Linked DNA regions of Homo sapiens: region 2 is linked to region 1. A link is a loop called in an ENCODE intact Hi-C map of the cell type or tissue named here. Cell type or tissue: OCI-LY7. All regions are shown on one strand.

The links. Peaks named below come from ENCODE experiments on the same cell type or tissue, not always from the same donor. Only the 100,000 strongest peaks of a DNase experiment are listed, where the experiment ranks them.
Region 2: it touches region 1 in a loop (1.9-fold over the local background); 3 of 110 quality-filtered maps call a loop at or near these places.

The regions. Positions count from the first base shown.
Region 1 is chr7:134,043,540-134,047,539 of GRCh38, forward strand. The region is part of intron 17 of EXOC4 (exocyst complex component 4); the gene reads left to right. Among named protein-coding and RNA genes, the nearest start is that of LRGUK, 82 kb to the right of the region's middle. In OCI-LY7, a CTCF peak has its summit at 3,287; a DNase peak (open chromatin) is centred at 2,372; H3K4me3 peaks cover 1,527 bases; H3K27ac peaks cover 3,088 bases.
Region 2 is chr7:134,120,296-134,124,295 of GRCh38, forward strand. No RefSeq gene overlaps it. Among named protein-coding and RNA genes, the nearest start is that of LRGUK, 5.0 kb to the right of the region's middle. In OCI-LY7, no CTCF peak of the experiment used is centred here; no DNase peak of the experiment used is centred here.

The sequences.
Region 1 (4,000 bases):
ACAGAAGTATAAATCTGGAAAGGGAGGGACACCCACAGCCACCTGGTTTGGTGCATTCAGGGTCCTCCAGGGATAGCAGTTTCTTCCTGGTCCCTAGGAATGTGTGACACCTCCCAGCATCACCGTAGACTCTGACATTTCTTGGGTGTAAACTATTAGGGGCACATTGAGGAGTGCAATGGTTTCGGGGGAGGTTTGGAGGTGGCAAGTTTGTTCTCTCATGCAGCTGTGAATGTAGGGTAGTTGTTGAGAAGGAAGTGTAAAGAGAGGAGGCAGGAGATTGGCCAGGGCAGTCTCTGTGTAGAGAAGGACAGGCTGAGGCTTACTTGATTCTTCCTCATCTTTTCCCTCATTCCCCAACACAGCCTCTACAGCTCCAACACAGTTGTGCTAATTGGAAGTGGGGCCTTTAAAATAACCTTGGTTTGTAGCCCTGGCCTGATCGGTGATGGAGCATGGTCTAGGAACTGGATCAGCAGTTTGGAGTCCAGGCAGAGTGGGTTGAACCCTAACTCTATTTCTGACTCATGGATAATCTCAACTAATCCACCTTGCCACTGGGTGAAGCCTAGTGGAGAAGAGCTCAAAGGAGCCTGTGTAGAGTTTGCTCAAAAGAGTCCTTGTCACCACCTTCCTCCCATTTTGTTTTCTCCACCAATATCCAGGTCATGAGAGCAGCCCTTCCTCTGAGCCACAGGGAAGTAATCAATAAGGCCACATCCCGCTCACTGACATCCCCACTGAAACAGGTGAAGCACATGTGGAAGGTCATGAGATTTTTGAAAGCACTAGAAATTAGGAGACTAATTCTGAAGGTAGCAAGTGTGAGGGAAATGGAACCTCTGCTGCGTCCTGCCTACCACCGTCTTCTGCAGGATTTGTAAAAAACTAGGTTCAGGTTTCCAGGCTATTTTTGCTGCTGTTTGAACAGTGTCTACTTTTTCTACTAGGAATCAGCATGTATTTTCTTTGACATCTGTATCTGCTGAGATCACAGGCCATCCTGGTCACCACCTTGCTGTCTAGAACAGCGTCAACTCAACTGAGCAGTCATCCATTACCACGCATAAAGATCTGAAGGTCCACTCTGTGAAAGAGCAGACAATGCAAGGCATCTCCTCCTTCGCTTTAATGTAGCACACGTTAGCACAATGTGCACACTTGGAGCAGTCATCTGCACCTCAGTTTCCAGCTCCCCCGATCCAATGCTGTTAATATGTTCTTGCCAGACACTTATATTCACATAGCACTTTACAATCGACATAGGGCTTTCACAAATATGATTTCAGTGAGTCTCTTGATGAGTCAACATTTTTGTCTCCCCAAGCATTTTCTGATTTGAACTATTTTCTCACAGCCTAACTCAGCAGTTTTCCTGGAATGATGTGTGGGAGGTAGGGTATGATAGTGTATTGCTATGTAGTCAAACTTTAACCCTGAAAGTATAAAAGAATTCAATACTGGTGTTATTGTTAACTAGCCAGGTGACCTTAGGCAGGTGTTTTGCCTTTGGAGCCTCAGGTTGTGAGGACTAAATCAGGTGTATGTGAAAGGACCTGGTATATAGTAAGTGTTAAATGCTAATTGTTCCATATAATTATGGTCCTCCTTAATAATAAACATTAATAGAATCATTAGTGAATCTTTGGCTGAATTATATTTCTATCATACGTAGAGTTGTTCCCAATTCTAACCTATATTTCTCGTAAGGGTTACTCATTACTAGTTGTTATCAATGTTTCTTGAGAACAGTATGTAGGGATGGAGAAAGTTCAAAGGCATTTAGTACAAAGATGCTGGGGGTCAGTTAACTTACAAAAGCGTAGAGCCCTGAGACATGACTTTAATACATTTCTGGGGCACTTAGTGAAAATGTGAGCTGGTGAAGATGTTGCCATATCTGTCAGCTTACAGAATCTTCTGTGCACTTATCACAGGAGAACATGGAACTGCAGCAAACATCTCAATTAATGGATCAATCCTCACAACAGTATTGGCTGCGGACAGATGTCTTCTGTATAGTTAAGAAGTCAGGGTTCCAGTTTATAGGATTTGCATTTTTATAACAGCTTTATCAAGATATAATTTACATACCATAAACATTAACCCTTTTAACGTATGCAATTCATTGGTTCTTAGTATAGTCACAGCGTTGTACAGCCATCATCACCAGCTAGTTTTGGAACATTTTCATCACCCCGAAAGGAAACCCCATATCCATTAGCAGTCACTCCTCATTTCCCCCAAACGCTACCCCTGGCAACCATACATCTACTTTCTGTCTCTGTGGGTTTGCCTCTTCTGGATAGATCATAGAAGTGAAATTACACAATATTTAGTCTTTTGCGGCTAGCTTGTTTCAATTAGCATAATATTTTCAAGATTTATAAAATTAGCACTTGTCTTAATAACAGGGTATGAGACAGTTAAAAATATACTCAGGTACACATCCCAACACCTGGCCTACAGCCTGCTCTCTTTTTCATTTCCTTTTTCTGTAGGGGTGGGGAGAAGGAAGCTAAAGTGTTTATATCGAAGTATGGCATACACACAGTAAACTGCACAGATCTTAAGTACACAGCTTGATTCCTCTTGACAAAGAGAATACACCCTTATAACCATCACTCCTATAAAAATACAGAATGTTAAAACCACCTCAGGGCCGGGCACAATGGCTCATGCCTATAATCCCACCACGTTGGGAGGCTGAGACAGGCGGATCGCTTGAGGCCAGGAGTTCGAGACCAGCCTGGCCAACATGGTGAAACCCCGTCTCTAATAAAAATACAAAAATTAGTCAGGCGTGGGTAGTCCCAGCTACCTGGGAGGCTGAGGCAGGAGAATCGCTTGAACCTGGGAGGCAGAGGTTGCAGTGAGCCAAGATCGTACCACTGCATTCTAGCCAGGACGACAGAGTAAGACTATGTCTTAAAAAAAAAAACAAAAAAAGACGGCTCAGATGGTCCCCTCCTAAGTCATGGCCCTCACCACAGGCATTTCCTAATTTTATTTGATTTTTTTTTTTTTCTGAGTTTGTTTCCTTGTGTTATCTATTAATACAGGTAGTAAGTACGTGGTCCCCTGAGCCCGGGAGACCTTTCCCCAGTACTCCAGGCCTCAGTTACCTGCGTTCGTTAATGTTGGTTCCCAGGGAAAACAAAGCAGCACCAAGCACTCAGGACCCATGGCCTCTTCTTCTGAACCCAGGGACTCCCATGCCTTTGCATTTTCTCCTCGCTTTTGTCCCCAGCTGTCCTTCTAAACACCAGCAAGCTCTCAGCACAGGTCATTACAAAAAACAGTTCAGGGGAGTGGGGCGGGCTGTAGGGGGAGCATTAACCCCCGTCAGGGACAACTGGGGGCAAATGTTGCGCTCCAAAGGCAGATGTTTTGAGGAGGACTCCTAATTGTGACAAAGGCAGCCCCTGCACACTGGATGCTGGCCAGCCTCTGCCATTAACACGCCTACCTCCTCACTGGTGTGATCAAATTGGTACTGCTCTTATGAAATTATGTGTGTTAGCTGGCTCTTCAGAAATAAAATATCTTTTCTTAAAGAAATTAAGGTTTCATTTTAAATTGACTTTATGGCCTTTGAAAAACTTTAGTTTTTGTGTGGTCCAAAGCTATAGGTTAGCATTAGCATTTAAATAGAGGCATTAAACTTGCCTGAAGACCTTCCTCTCATAATGTAGCCCTTTCTGAGAGGTTTTTTCAAATCAGATACTTTTTCGTCCTAAAAAATGAATGCAAATGCTCTCTATATTTTTCCCCTCAAAGGCCTTTTTTCTTTATATGTAGACTTAGGAGAGCCACATTGTGGAGCAGCCTCAGTATTAGTCTTTTTGTATGGAAAGGGCCACGTAAAAAAAAAATTGCTATTCTCTCCTACAATGCCTGATTTTCTCTGCTGACTCTCAGGATGTATTTGCCTATGGTTAATTTTATCCTATTGTATGTCATTCCACTCCAGACACCCCCCAAAGGCACAAATCCCCAT
Region 2 (4,000 bases), 77 kb after region 1:
CTTATAGCAGCAAAGATTTGTTTATTATGGAAGATAGTACTTACAGTAGCAAAGACTAATATGAAACTAATCACTTCAGTGAGAGTCAGAAAATAAAGTCTTTTACTAACCATTGAGTGAGACTGTAGGCATCTCACATCCTATAGACATCCAGATACCATATGTATAAGTTAATTTTTACTGCCTTTCAAACTATCCCAAACATTAGTGGCTTAAAATAGCCATTGATTTGGCTTATGATTCGTGGGGTTGCCTGAGCAGTTCTTCTGGCCTGAGTCATCTCAACTGATTTTTACTGTGCTCCCTCATAAATCATTTGGCAAGGCAGCTGGTACCAAATAATCCGGGCTGGCTTCATTCTCATGTCTGGCAATGGGATGTGGTTAGCCAGGCCCATAAGGGAAGCTGGTCCCAGCATCTCTTGTTATCCCGCAGGCTAGCCTAAGCTTCTTCACAGGGTGGTCCCAGCATTCCCAAGAGCAACAAGAACGAGCAGCCAATGGCCAAGCATTTGTACCACATTCGCTACTGTTCTTTTGGCCAAAGCAAGTTTCACGGTCAAGCCCAGATTCAAGGGGTAGAGAAATAGACTCCACCTCTTAACTTGGAGGAGCTACAAAAGTCACTTTGCAAGGGTTGTGCATGCAGGGATGGGAAGAATTGGTAGCTGTGTTTGCAATCTAGCACACTGAATCAGCCAACTTTACACTCATCTCCTTTAACTTTTCCTGTAACCTTGGAAGGTAGGCATTCGGGCTGGTTTGGATTAGATCTCAGGTCTGACTCTAAATGAGTCCTGTTAGCCCCTCTGAATGCTAGTTTGTGTCTTTTTAATTCTTTGGAGGCTTCAGAGTCTCAGCACTCCTCTCTGAGACAAGCATCCTGATCATTTCATTCCAAGCACTTATCTGCACAGATGTCATTTCACTTAGGAGGAACCAAGTAGCAGATGCATTTGGCATAATCACCATAAAGATAACTTTGTGAGCAGTCATCCATGTTTATAAAGCACACCACTATGTGCAGGAGATTTTTGGCAAGAAAGAGGGATATCCTTGTGGGAGAAAAGTAACTGAGGAAGTTTGGATACAAGGTATAAATAAAAGTTCTGTAAGGTGCCTAAAAGGTACAGTAGATCACAGAAAACAGAACCTCCTATTAACCTCATGGGAGAGCATCATCTGTGTGTAATAGATGTCACGTAAGACCAGGAGTTATAAGGCTCCTGCCTTCCGCTCACTGTTGTCAGGACCTCTACCTGTGCCCATCTTTTCTTCCTTTGTTTTAACTCTCATCTCTAGATTCTGCTTAGACATTTGACACAATTTCCTCCTTTTCCTCACTCATGTCCCTTTTCTTACAGGAAGGCAATACCCTCCTCCTTCTTCCGACTTGCTGTGAGCAGAGTTTATTTCTATATTATTAATACAGAAATACCAAGGCTACTCAAAGCTGTTTGTGTTTGCAAACTAGGACAGACTTCCCAGAGACTTCCTACAGCACAGCACAGCCAGCCTCCTCCCCTTTATCTCTACCACTTCCCCTTCCCAGAGTGCCCACTTCCTTCTCCTCTTTCAGGGTCTCACTCAAGTCTTACCTCTTCCCTAAAGCTCTTTAGCAACTCTCTCTTGGGACAGATTTGACCCCAACTGAGATTTTTCTCTTAACTCCCCTGGACTGGCTCGAGCATTGCATTATCTGAGTCCAGGATTGAGCCCCGTCTGCCAACAGTGGTAAGGGGAAAGTGATGCCACTGCTGCCTCCAATTCAGTTCCTCCCTGAAGACCTGTAACACAACTCCAGACCAATCAGGCAGAACCTATCTCCTCTTGTATACTTTTAACTTAATATGTTTGATGTAGGTGTCCTGCTGCTCCAACAATAATGCAAATCCCTTGAATAAAGAGACTACAACTTTAACTTTTTCTGTATCCCCAGTGCCTGAAACAGCCCTCTCTGTGTAGTAGGGCCTTATAGGTTGTATAACCAGTTGCTGATAATGATGACTTGGGTGTTACCTGTGCTTTATATCAGAGCCTGCATGACTTGCTTTTCCATAAAGCAGCACTGTTCCACACTTGTTCTTAACTAGATTGTGTTGCTATTTTTGAAGTGTATGCACTGTGGCAGGATTTCTTGAACCTTTCATGTAACTGTCTTCTATTTGCTCTTCTTCCTGTTTTTATTATTCAGTGCCACTGGGACCCTTTAGTTATTAAAACTTGTGTCTCTCAAGCACTTGTACCTTTTACCACCTCCTGTGATTATTTCTTCCTGAATTTCTCCTCGTCTTCTTTGATCTCCTGACTGTCCTAGGGTAACATTCTCAAGTCCTCATATCTTCATCCCCAAAAGATTTCACACAGTCCCTTCTGGTCATCATTTTAATCATTTTGATCTTAAGTCTTTGTGACTTCCCTGATGATATCCAGTTTTCTGTCTGCTAAGATAATCTGAGCTAGAAATTCTCAGTAATCCTTATCTAGTCCTGTGTTCAGATTTTATTCACAACGTGATGCTTGCAATTCCTTTGCAACAATTCTTCATTGGCTTAACTTTTTTTGCCTTAGTCTCTGAGCTTTTAAGATTATCTTTTCCTGGACTGCAATTTTTATCTTTGATCTCAACACCAGTATCTGATCTGGGTTATCTATTAGTGGGGCAACCTACAAAGCACCTTTGATATCTGCTAGGATGGATATTATTTGGCTCAGTCAACTTCTGCCTAGACTTTATCGGATCTTATTAGCCCAATTACTTATGACAATTATAATCTGAATGTAGCTGATTCCTGCAAAGGTAACACATGCATTCCTCATCTGTTGTTGGCTTTTCCCAACTTTATAATCATGAGGCTCAAAGTGTTTGTCTAACATTTTAAAGGGCCCCTCTCCATGGTACTGGGTCAGGGCTACAGGTGAAATTCTCATGGCTCCTAGGTTTTCCCTCCTTAGCCCATATGACAAATAAAACGACATGATTATTAGTGTAATTGTTTGCTTAATGTCTATATACCCATTAGGCTTTTATGAGATAATAAGCTTTCTTTTCTTCTTCCTAGAAAGGGATAAGAAACCATCAAAGGATAATGTTAATTCATCAAATTATCTCAAATTTAAGGTTCTCCTCCATAAAGTTTTACTGAAGCAGTTGAGTAGAAGCACAGTGTTTTGATTAAGGATGTAGGCTGGGAAACCAGACTTTGTATCTGAGTCCTAGCTTTGTCACTGTTTGACACAGTGGATTGAAGGGTTACATGACCTCTCTATGCCTATCCTTCCTCATCTATAATATGGGAATAATAATATTAATCTGTAACTTGTAGGGTACCTATAGGGATTGAGTTTATATATGTAAAGCACTTAGTTGTCTGGCACTTAGCAATTACTCATAAATATTAATATGGTTGTGTTTTAATTGTTATTATTATGTTAATACTAATGGTGCCTTCTATTGTCTATCTTCTCTCTTCATTTCAAGGTGTTCTGTAAAAATTACAGTGTTCCATAAAAAATCACGGTGAGTTTGAAGTGCTGCCATCTCAACTTGTCTGAGAAGCACTGTTTGTCCTTGCACAAAAGGGGTGTAAGTATGTACAGGGGAAGGGGACACACATTCTTTGCCTTGCCCAAGGTCCACACTCCTGGAAAGGCATTCTTTCCAAATATAGGCAACAGAAGGTGCACCTGGCCTCTTCTTTCCATTCTGAATGAGGTTAGGTGCTGGCTCCAGACTGGGAGAACAACTCAGTTGCACACAGAAGAGTTTGAGGTAAGTAAGAGTTAATAATAACACCAACACAAAGATACCATGAAGCTGAAGCTGGAGTCAGCACCCTCTTTCTGACTTAAGCTCTTTACCCCTTTGGTTCTCCCTCCAGGACAGCCTATCCTGGATGCCCTCTCAAAAAAGGCACTCTGAGAGTATCATCATGTCACTCCTCTACTTTCTCCTTCCTCTCACCCAAGGTGGCAAGGATCCAGGGCTATCACAAAAAGAC